2 separate regions of the Mus musculus genome follow, and region 2 is linked to region 1. A link is a contact called in ENCODE Hi-C or POLR2A ChIA-PET data. All regions are on one chromosome and are shown on one strand. Each heading gives the region's core, a stretch centred on a gene start or an enhancer-like site at or near the end of the contact. The rest is flanking DNA. Distances are from core to core; before and after follow the strand shown.

Region 1 (5,778 bases), core at 3,030-5,529:
GGAGCAGTGCCAAGACTGCGCAACAATGCAGACCTGTGCTCCTTCAAGTGATCTCAGGATGACAGTGACCTTTATCAATGATGTCACCAACCAGCCTGTGTGTCTGCAGGCATGCTGAGAATCAGGAATCAAGCCCTCTCATAGAGAAGCAAAGCTGGAGGCTATTTCCCTTCTCCAATGTGCAGAGCTCAACCCACCCAATGAACCTCTATCAAGGTTTCTAGAGATTTCTGCACCAGCCCCAATAGGGGCTGGATGAAAAGTGGGACTGGTGTATGCTTCATAAGAGCAAAAATATCCTGAGTGGCCATCAAAAGGATATTGATAAATAGACTAAGGTGCCATCAATCTGTGGAACACTATATAGCAATCAAACCCATGACATTCACTGCTTTGTGAAGACACAGAAAAAAATGCACATAAAATAAAAAGCCAAGTGTACATCACGTGTGACAGGGCACATACCCTGAATATACACAACAAATAGGGCAGAAGAATGCATGCCAAACCCCCCTGGTTAACAACTCTAGATGAGGCCCAGCTGAGGGCTGCTGTCTTCTCAAGTCTTTCCTTAACTCTGTAAGGCAGATCTAGACTCCTATACAATAGGTCTGGCAGAGGGGACAACTTTCACCTTAGGCAGAGCTCATCCATCTTTCCTTTTTTTGGTCTTTGAGACACAGTCTGTTCTCTTATTTGCTATGTCTGTACTGGTCGGTTTTGTGTGTCAACTTGACACAGGCTGGAGTTATCACAGAGAAAGGAGCTCCGTGAGATCCAGCTGTAAGGCATTTTCTCAATTAGTGATCAAGGAGGAAAGGCCCCTGGTGGGTGGGACCATCTTTGGGCTGATAGTCTTGGTTCTATAAGAGAGCAGGCTGAGCAAGCCAGGGGAAACAAGCCAGTAAAGAACATCCCTCCATGGCCTCTGCATCAGCTCCTGCTTCCTGACCTGCTTGAGTTCCAGTCCTAACGTCCTTGGTGATGAACAGCAGTATGGAAGTGTAAGCTGAATAAACCCTTTCCTCCCCACTTGCTTCTTGGTCATGATGTTTGTGCAAGAATAGAAACCCTGACTGAGACAGTACCCAAGGATGGCTTAAACCCCTGACCCTTTGGTCTCTACCTCACAAGTGCAGGTACTCACAGAGACCAAAAAGGGCAAGAGAAAATCTAGACTGCCTGTATGTACCTCAGGCCAGGAACAAGCACAAAGCTTGGGTGCTCACACCCAACATGATCCCAGCTCCCAGAAAGCCAAGTCCAGAGGGCAAGGCCTAACCCAAGACTAGTCCTCCAGGATCAAAGTGGGTCTTAAATCACAGTATCCCTTCACAGTCCCAATGCTCCTGTCACCAGCAAGCCTCAAAGGGTTGATTGGCAGCCTATCTACCACATCCACTGTCCTTCATACCCACATTCCTCCCCTCAGCTAAAGCCCAGAACTGACACTAGGCATCACTGAGCCAGGGTGGCCTTGACCATCAGCTGAGAGGCCAACGTCAGGACAAGAGGGTAGCCTATCTCTCAGAGCCCAAATGCCACAACTAACTAACTTCCTCCCTCCCTCCCTCCCTCCCTCCCTCCCTCCCTCCCTCCCTCCCTCCCTCCCTCCCTCCCTCTCTCCCTCCCTCCCTCCCTCTCTCTCTTTCTTTCTTTCTCTTTGGTTTTTTGAGACAGTTTCTATGTATAGCCCTGGCTGTCCTGGAACTTACTCTGTAGACCAGGCTGGCCTCAAACTCAGAAATCTGCCTGCCCCTGCCTCCCAAGAGCTGGGATTAAGGGTGTGCCACAGCTATTTTATGCAACCCTGTAAGTCCCCTCTCAGGGGAAGATGCCAGGTTTTGAGAACTCTCCTTATACCAAATATGGTGGGAAGAGGACACTGGGGAGATAGCTCAGTCAGTAAAGAGCTTACCACACGAGCACAAAAGCCTACGTTTGAGCCCCGGAACACACATTTAAAGATGGCGGGGCAGGGGTGGGGGGGGAGTAGTGAGGTGGCTGAAGGGGGTGCTTGCTCCCTAAACTGACAACTGGAGCTTGATATCAGGCCCCCATATGATAGGAGAGAACCCATTCCTTTATAAGTTGTCCCCTGACCTTCACACAGATACACAATAAATGTAATAATAAATCTAAAAAGCCAGAAGCCAAACATAGTGGCTCACACCTGCAGTTCCAGCATGAATGCAAGGCCAGCCTGGGGACACTGTCTATAATCCAAGAGCTGAGGCGGTGGACGAAGGGAAATTCCCAGAACTGACTAGCCAGCCAGTGTAGCCTAATTGGTGAGTCCTAGGCCAGGAAGAGAGAGCCTGTCTCAAAAAACAGTGACTGGCAGTGAGCCGAGGCTAGCCAGGTGAAGGTCAGGGCAGAGGGAACTACAGGCCCTTGAATCAGGGGCTCCTCCATTTTACAAGAATCATCTCAGGGTCCAGTGACTGGGCCCCAGAGCCAGCACTCCCTCATCCCCACGTGCCTGCCAAGGCTGAGGTCGTGTTGTGTCCACCCTTGTGCTTAGCAGACAAAGTGCCCCAGGGCTCAGGGAATAGCCTGGAGACAAGGTTAGTGAGCGAAGGATAGCCAGCCCTTCAGGGACAGCCATCAGAAAGGACGCAGACAGTCCTCAGCAGTCACCCTTTCCAGTCTCTGGTGTGATCGTCCTGTGGAGGTCACGGGAAGAACACAGAGAAATAATTTCCTCCAACAGCCTGGTGGCTGCCTAGGTCTGTCTATAGCTGGAGACATGACACCTCTCCTGGGTTCAAGATAGACAGGGAGCAGAGGGGCAAGCCAGAGATATCACCAGAGGGCACAGAAAGGCCTGGCCCAGCTGGAGTCAATGGAGACCACCCAATGAATGGACAAGGGAGGGGGCATCCAATGGCTGGGTTTTACCATTTGAAGAATTCATCTAGTTTGGATTTTTGAGACAGGGGCTGGCCCTGAACTCAAAACATTAGCAAAGAGTGATCATGAACTTCTGGCTCCCATCACCATCTTCTTAGTGCTGGGATCATAGGTGTTCCCCAACACACCTGACTTAGGTGATACTGGGACTAGAACCCAAGTTCACTCATGGTAGGTAAGCACTCCACTAACTGAGCCATACCCTCCACCCAACATCTGGGACAGAGCAAAGGACCAACACAGAGAGGGCTTGGCACAGAACGCAGGCCAGGAAAGGGTTTGAGGTGAGTTATCCAGAGGCCTGGGAAGTGGGGTTACTTGCCGCCTGGGGCTAAGACTCTAACAGCCTCAGCCATAGCCTCAGCCAGTATGCAGACAGATCTCCCACAATGCTGAGGGGTGACACTGCCATCCCTTAGAGCTGCGTGCAGAACCTACCTGGTCTGCACTAGGAGCTGTCAGTCACAGGGGAGTAGGAGACAGTTCTAGCCTCACAGTTAGCACTGAGACCCACCAGCTCGGCTGCAGCCCAGCCATCTGAGTGTCCAGACAGACATTCCCATGCCTGGGATCTTTGGGGGGTCTTGCCCAGCCCAGTTAACAGCTCCCCAACTAAGCACAACCTTACACACTATCTGCTATGTCCATCCAGCCCCCTAAAAGGCCCAGGCCCTACTCTGTACCTTCCATCTTTCCAGGGCCCCCATCACTTACTTCTGGAAATCCCTCGTTATCAATCAGGTGCTCCTGAAAGACTTTATACCCAAGCCACATCCACGGTGGCTAGCCTGTCCCCTGGCTCCTGATGCTGTCACAAAGAGCTCCCAGCCAGGAGGAGCCCTGGAAGGCAAAAACAAGCTCTGGCATACAGATACAGCCTGACCACCACCCAGCTGAAGGCAGCTGAAACACTTCCTCCTGCGATCCATCCTAGAACTCACGGTTGGAGATCAGGCGGGCCTTGAAGTCAGAGAGATCTGCCTTCCTCTGTCTCCTGAGGGCAGGGAGTAAATGTCTGCATCACCATACTTGGCTCACAAATAAATCTACTTTAGATCATGATAAATGAATGAACAAAGTAGTAACATGACAGAAAGTGAGAGGGCTGTGTGTTTTGCATAGGAAGAGCAGGGAAGGCCCCCTCTCAGGAGGTGACATTTGAGCTGAGACTTGACAGATAAGGAAAAAGCAGCCATGGGAAGGGCTAGAAACTGGTCAGGGCATTTGGGATGGCAGGCATAAGGGCTCAGTGTGAGAACAGGCTGAGAACACACACGGCTGGGAAAAAGCAGGTAGCAGGGCCTGCCAAATCACAGTGGGCACAGAAGGGAGCCAGCACCCAGGGGAGGGAGGCATACAAATAACCTTTCAGAGCACCACCATACTCAAACCAGGTCCGTCTGACCCAGCCGGGACATCCGGGCCAGAGACACAGTACTGGGGGTGAAGGAATGAGTCAGACCCATGGCTTCCTGGGGCCCCAAGGGAGCTGCTACGGGCATCCAGGGACAGGCACCCACACCCACAGGTCACCCACGTGGAGGGGACAACATGACCAGATATATAAAAATACTGAATGCTCCCATCTGTTGCTCCCAGAGGGTAAAGATTAAATGTGTCCACAGAGGACTAATACCTAACTAATTTCCCAGGACACAGTCATGACGACAGTCTAAGCCAGCAGCAGAACATAGCCCTTGGGACTAGGGGTGTACTTTACTTGGTACAGGGCTTGCCTAGCATAAATGAAGCTCTGGGTTCAACCCCACAGTACCCTATAAACCAGGCATAGTGGTGCATGCCTCTAATGCCAGCACTCAAACTGATGCAGGAGGATCAGAAGTTTTGAAGGCCAGCCTGGGCTATAAAGAACCCTATTACAAAATAAAACAAAATAACAATTTAGAACTGGCCAGATAGCTCAGAGAGTAGAGGTGTTTGTCACAGCAACCTGAGTTCAAGTCCAGAAACCAGTATGATAGAAGGAAAAAGACAACTGGTGAAAGTTGTCCTCTGACTTCCACTTGGGTATGGATACCCAGGCACACACTCACCTCCAAGTACAAATGAATACATGTAAAATTGAAATCGGACAGAGGGTCCAGCTAAAATATGAGACACTATCAGGTCAGAAAGAATAAATGACATCAGGCATGGTGGAACACCCCTGTAGTGCCAGTAGGCACAGAGAGCTGCAGGGTTAAGGTCAGCCTGGACTAAGAAACTCTCTCTCAAAATAAATAAATAAATAAATAAATAAATACGCAAAAGAGTAAATAATTTCTGAATGTAAAAACTACACATTTAAAAAACTTTTCAGGCCAGGCAGTGGTGGCGCACACCTTTAATCCCAGCACTTGGAAGGGAGACAGAGGCAGGTGGATTTCTGAGTTCCAGGCCAGCCTGGTTTACAAAGTGAGTTTCAGGACAGTCAGGGCTACACAGAGAAACCCTGTCTCAAAAAACCAAACAAACAAACAAAATTTATGGTTAGGAGTCACCACAACATGAAGACCAGCATTAAAGGTCAGAAGCCAACTTCTCAGTGTAAGGTTACTAGAATTACCATTATGCGTTAGTTTTACAGGCCATTTACTAGATACAAAGGAACGCTGAGCCTGCTTAGCTAGTGTGAATATTCCACTCTCCCAACACAATGTCCTCCCTCAAGGACCAAAAAACAATTCTGTGAGTCCTCCGACAGTCCACTCACAAGTGTGAATTCCCCTCTACCACACCCCTCATTGTTGGCACTGTGAGTAAGAGCTGATCAAATCCCACTCTGACTGACTGTGAAATCAAAATGAGGCATCGGGAATTCACACGGTTCCCACACTGCCATTCAACAAGGGGGTGGGGACGGCT
Region 2 (6,167 bases), core at 2,273-4,772, 510 kb after region 1:
ATTAGGAATCAGCAGTTAAGAACTCATACTGTCCTTCCAAAGGACCCAAGTTTGGATCCCAGTGTCCCCATTAGCAGGCTCACAACAGCCTGTAACTATAACTCCAGGGGGATCTGATGCCTTTTTATGGACCCCACAGGCACCCACACTCATACCCACATACCCACACATTGACACAGGTATATGCATATAATTAAAAAAATAAAAAAACTGGGGGGGTGTGGGCTCATGTCTTTAATCCATGCACGCTGGAGGCAGTGGCAGGCAGATCTCCAAGTTTGAGGCCAGTCCAGTCTACAGAGTGAGTTCCAGGATACACAGGAAAACCCTGTCTCAGAAGCAAAGCAAAAAATAAAAAAATAGGGCTAGACTGATGGCTCAGTAGTTAAGACTGCTTGTACTCTTCCAGAGACCTGAGTTTCCCGAACCATGTTGGATGTTACAGTTACCACTGTAATTCCCACTCTCAGGGAATCTGAAGCCCTCTCTTATGGTCTCTGTACACAAGTGGCATGCGCGCGCGCACACACACACACACACACACACACACACACACACAAATAAAATTAAAGCTACAAGATAGTACGTAGCAAGTAAATTACAATTATTCACTTATTTGCATGTGGGAGTGTGTGCCAGGGATGTCAGAGGCCATCAACCTGACCCATCCTGCAACCCTCATGTTCCCTTTTCTGCAGTATTTTTCTAGCTTGAAAAGAGAAGCATTCATTTCCTTCTGCTCAGGATTCACTAAGGTGATGAGGTCATGGGTGTGAAGGCCCTAGGGGAGAGAGGCTTTCTTTGCTCCAGGCAAATCTTAGCATAGCTCCACAAGCTACTCTCAGAAGAAGCTCTGAAATGGAGTTTCAGAGGATAATTTTTTGCTGCTCAAGGAGCTAAAGTCAACAGTTATCTGAGCTCCAAACTGAGGACCACGGCAGGAAAGGACTTCTTTCACAGCACAGAGGTCAGAGGTCAGGGGTCCGCTCCAGGAGGCCGATGTTCCAGCTCAGAGCTCCCTACCTCTGCCTACACATTGTGCAACTAAACATGATGACACAGAGTTGGCTTAAGGGACAGGGTGATCCAGTCTTCACAAGGGTATTCCCTAAACTGCTCCACCTTCTGGGTGTCTCGCCAGGGCCACTAGACCCCAGGATCCTTTCTTTAGGTCTTGGGTTTGAGGCTCAGTGACAGAGCACATACATTGTATACACAGGCCCTGGATTCAACACCTAGCACCACAAAACAAAACCATAAGCCAGGTGTGGCAGCTCACTTCTGCAAACCCAACCCTTGAGAAGCTAAGGCAGAAAGATTGCTATGAGTTTAAGAGTCATCCTGGGCTAGGTATTCACTTACAGCCAACCTGGGCTATGGTGATGTTTGGTAACGATAATAACAAAATGAATCCTCATAAGTATAATATATATTGTTATACTACATATTGTTGTATTACTATATTATATATATTAATTACTTCAGAAAGCCAGTAAGTGGTATGATTCTTTTATAGACACTAGAACTGGAAGAGTGAGAATAGAGGGGGAGTAGGAGGGGGAGGAGAAAGAGGAAGAGGAGGACACTATTCCTCTAGAGGACGCTGAGTCTTTGAACACTGGTGTCTTAGAGTCCTGTTTACTAGTATCTGCACATCTCTGATGTGCCCGACTCTCTCACACCTTGTTACACTGTCTCCTTTATGTCTCCTTTAATCGCTACAATGATTCAAAAAGCCAGGAAACTCTACCTTGTGAGAGATCAGAAGGCTGAAGCTCCGGGGTTAAATACTGACCCCAGGAGACACAGCTCATGAGTAGGAAGGCCTAGGCTGGAGAGAGGACACAAGACTTGAACTTTTAACCAGTGAGACCCATGTTAAATTGGAGTGGAAGCCTGCCTACCCAGTTCTACCCCACTCGACCTACATCAACATAAGAGTCACTACTCCTTGGGGACAGATGGGTCACTAGCTGTGTTAAATATGATGATATAACTCCAGTTAATACCAACCTCAGTCCTGAAAGGTCTGTTTTCAGTCCTGATTTTACAGATGAGGAGACAAAGGCTCAGAGAGGCAGAACAACTTGCCTGAGGCTGCCCAGCTGGCAAGCCAAGGGCAAACTTTCAGGTTTCTGGGTTAAGCTTTGGTCTGCAAACTATCTTGGGTAAGACTTACTTCCCTGGCTAGATTGGAGGTAGCACTTGACCAATACCTCCCTGCACTTAGCAATTTGTCTTGATAAGGTGCCTGTTCATCTCCCATTAAATCCTGTGTCCCCAGAGGCAGACACAGAACAGAGAGGCCCTCAAGCTATTTTTTTCCTTCACTGCTGCCCTCTGAAGAGCAGCCGGGCAGCCTCCACTCTGGAATCCTGAGGTCACCAAGGAGTCTGTCACATGGACTAGCTTGACTGGCAGGATGGACTTTACCAAGTTTTTTTTTTTTTTTTGGTCTGTGCTTTGTGCAGACAGGGTCTGAAGACAATGGGCAGGAACCACAAGAATGACACCTGAGAGGTTTAAGGATTTGTACCAGGAAGAAGCCTCAGGTTCATTCCCAGAAGATAAGCTGCTAAAACACAGAATACTCCTGGGAGACCTCTGGGTTGAGAGGCACTGGGAGGAAAATGCTCTCCACTCCACAACTCTAGACCAGCATCTCCGGAACTCAGTTGAGATTAGAGCTTGCCCCCAAACAAGTACAACTGGTTTTGCCCAGCACTTCCCAGGTGGTCTGGCTCCATCTTGTATCCTACCTACCTAGCTAGCTCCCAACAATAAACGCTTTCCAGCAAGCACTGGGGTTTTTCTTCTCTTCTTGTGTAATGTGCCAAGGCCTCATGTAAGGCCTTCATTTTAAATTAAGCAATGAGACTAGAAGCCGCCATGCAAAGGAGTGGGGTGATTTCAAAGGCAAGATAAGCGCTGCTCTCGGCTCCTTAAACTCTGCTCTGAGCTTTGGGATTCCTGGTTGGGGAAGAAAGTACCCTGTCGGCCCAGTGCTGAAGTGGAAGCAGGGCAGTGTGGGCAGGAGAGATGAACAGAGACATGCTTCTCTGGAAAGCCTGCAGGCGGCAGGGTATGCATGTGGAAAGGCCAGGTACCCGCATTCCTATATGGGTTCTCTGCCCTACCTCCCTGCCTCAGTTTCCCCATTATGCAGAAAAGGATGGGGCTGCCTCTCGAAGACTCTCTAGGGCGATCCGGAGGCCTGTGTTCTGCACTACACTGCTCTCTGCAGCTTTCCGGAGGGTCCCGAAGCCGGAGGACCGTGCGGAAGGTAAACTGAGAAACGACTGCAGCTCTGGCCACGGCCTGCGCCCTGACAGCAGCGTCGGGCTCGGAAACAGTGCATCCGGGCTGGAGACAGAAGTTCCCGCGGGTCGAACGGCCACTTACCGGCATGACTGACGCGGCACACACGGGCAGTGGCAGCGGCGACGACGACTGGAACTCCTCTCCCGGACACCAAAGCTGCGCTTCCGGAGAGCGCTCCTGAAAGCCCCGCCCTCAGGCCAACCCATCCTTCGGCCAGGCCCCGCCCTAGGGCTGGGCTCCACTTATGCCCCGCCTCTTCCGGGGCTAGCTTCGTCAAGGCCCGGCCCTTTGAGGAAGGATCTGCTAAATTCCCTGTCCCTTCCGGTCCAGTTAGAGCTAGGTTCCTCCCTTGGGCTGGCCTCCTCTTGCTTACCGTGCCTTTCGATATGAATATTTCACTAGGTCCCGCCTCTCTTTTGGGTTAGGTCACGCCCCTCCGGACGCGGAAAGGCCAGGCTTTTTTGAGGTCAAGCTAAGGCTATCTTGTGGAGGCCAGACCTGCGTTTTCTGCTGGGTCATTTCTGAAACAGGGCTAGGGAATGCAAGGCCAAGGCTCTGGGAATAAAAGATCTGGCATCTCCCTAAAGGGACCATCTCTCTTGCTTACCACTCAACTCAGTCCCTAAACTACAGTGGCCTGACCTAGGGCGCCAGGCCTGTTGACCCGGATACTAACGTGGCTGAGGCAGAAGATTTCTGGGTTCAAGGCTTACTGCGGCTGCAAAGTTCAAGGGCATCCTGGACTTCTTGAGACCCTTTCCTGAAAAAACATATTAAAAAAGAAATCCAAATTTAAGGCACATAGTAGATAAATTCACAACTGTAATCCCAGTGCTTGAAAAGTTGAGGCAGAGCTGGGCCAGGTGGTGGTCATGCCTTCCTTCAATCCTGGCCCTCTGGAGGCAGAGGCAGGTGGATCTCTTAAGTTCAAAGCCAGCCTGGTCTACAGAGCAAGCTCCAGGGCTATGCAAAAAACAAACAAACAAACAAACAAACAAAACAAAACAAAAAACCCATGAGACTGCGTCCTTCCCACCCAATTATGGCAGCCCCAGTAAACCGAGTTACTGCATGGGTAACTGACACCCATGAAGAAGATTGGCTTCCTCAAGAGTGCCAGAAGGACCAACCGACTGGATCTATCTCCTCTACCAGCCATTTGTGTCCTTGAGCTGGAGGCTGAGAGGAGATCCCTAAACTAAGTAGGCAATCTGCCATTTTGTGTGTCAGGATGGGTTCAGTCTGAAACCATGCTATAATTTGAACATAAAAGTTATAAGAAGTTGGCTAACAGGGGAAAGCCTAAGAATCTAAGACTAGCTGGATGGGGTAAGGGTGGCACACATGTGTCTATAAACAAGCATTCCCGGGGCTGGCGAGATGGCTCAGTAATTAAGAGCGCGCCGACTGCTCTTCCAAAGGTCCCGAGTTCAAATCCCAGCAACCACATGGTGGCTCACGACCATCCGTAACGAAATCTGATGCCCTCTTCTGGGGTGTCTGAGGACAGCTACAGTGTACTTACATATAATAAATAAATAAATCTTAAAAAAAAAAAAAACAAGCATTCCCCCTACACTCCAGAGGCTGAGGCAGGGGATTTATGAATTGGAGGCCAGTCTGAGCCTCATGAGAACCTGTCTTAAATAAAATGAACTAAAATAAAATAAATGTAAGAACATAATAGGCTGGGCGATGGTGGTGCACGCCTTGCTCCCAGCACTCGGGAGGCAGAGGCAAGCGGATTTCTGAGTTTGAGGCCAGCCTGGTCTACAGAGTGAGTTCCAGGACAGCTAGGGCTACACAGAGAAACCCTGTCTCAACCCCCCCAAAACAAAAACAAAAACAAACAAACAACAACAAAAAGAATTGGAAGCAGGGGGATTGCTGAAAGTTCAAAGCCAGTCTACACTACAAAACACCATGTCCCAAGCACTAATAACCCTTCACCCTGATACAAAAGTGTGATGGATGTGAGAAGATTCAACTGTCCAGAAGGTTAAGACATAAGTGTCCGAGAAACAGGTCCCCCTGCAGAACGTTCTGGCTGGGAGGCTTCTGGGAAAGCATCTATATCCCCAAAGGGAACTGATACCACTCTCTGCCTCCTTGCTCCAACTCCACATAACTTCTAGAGAACAAGGACCTTCCGTCTAGCTGTCCATGACAGAAATGTCCCAGAGGCTGATGCAAGAGCCACGGAGCTAGTGCTGAGCACTGATGGCCCCAGACTTATTCTGGGGGAAGGGAAGCCATCTTTATTTCATCTCCTGAAGTCAACTTTCTTTACTTGCCCTTGACATGCCTCACTGAGAGTCCTCACCTGATGATGTACAGCTTGCTTCTGGCCTTAATGCACCTAGTGTTGCGATGTCACCACACACAGTTCCCTAAAATTAAAAATAGAACAAATTGGTATGTGAGGAATTGTCTGCCATTTAAAGTTTTGCTAGATTGATTGACTGCCTCTCAGAACAAGGGAAAAGGTTATTCTATCTATCTATCTATCTATCTATCTATCTATCTATCCATCCATCCATCCATCTTCGACATAGGGTTTCTTTTGTATAACTCTGGCTGTTCTGGAATTCAGTCTTTAGACTAGTCTGCCCTGGGGCTCAGAGATCTGCCTGCCTCTGCCTCCTGGGTGATGGGATTAAAGGCGTGAGCCACCACCTCCACCCATGTAAGGTTTTAATTTTAAATTTAAAAAATATTTTTTCCAGGTTCATAATTTCTTGTACAAATTGAGTTTTACATAGTGGATTCACATCAGCTCCTTCAGGCACGGGACTTAACAGATGAGGTCAGACATTTCCAAGTCCATTTCTCTTGCTTTCACAGCT

The links. A loop is a pair of places that touch in the nucleus more often than their neighbours do. ChIA-PET counts read pairs that join two places held with the same protein, here RNA polymerase II (POLR2A).
Region 2: a map of T-helper 1 cell shows a loop between it and region 1 (4-fold over the local background). The contact joins the promoter of Atox1 here to the enhancer-like site in region 1. A Hi-C loop is called at or near these places in 1 of 37 maps with a recorded cell type or tissue (T-helper 1 cell). POLR2A ChIA-PET finds 5 or more read pairs at or near these places in 1 of 5 experiments (embryonic stem cell).

The regions. Positions count from the first base shown.
Region 1 is chr11:54,948,496-54,954,273 of GRCm38, forward strand. All of the region lies in intron 2 of Tnip1 (TNFAIP3 interacting protein 1), which reads right to left. Among named protein-coding and RNA genes, the nearest start is that of Tnip1, 12 kb to the right of the region's middle. Within about 2 kb of position 4,280, at least 2 of the 3 ENCODE cell types and tissues checked have a DNase peak (open chromatin) inside an H3K27ac peak, as active enhancers do.
Region 2 is chr11:55,457,686-55,463,852 of GRCm38, forward strand. Atox1 (antioxidant 1 copper chaperone) reads right to left here and starts at 3,523. Exons shown (of 4, transcript NM_009720.3): 1 at 3,403-3,523. The coding sequence starts at 3,408. It also overlaps the pseudogene Gm12235.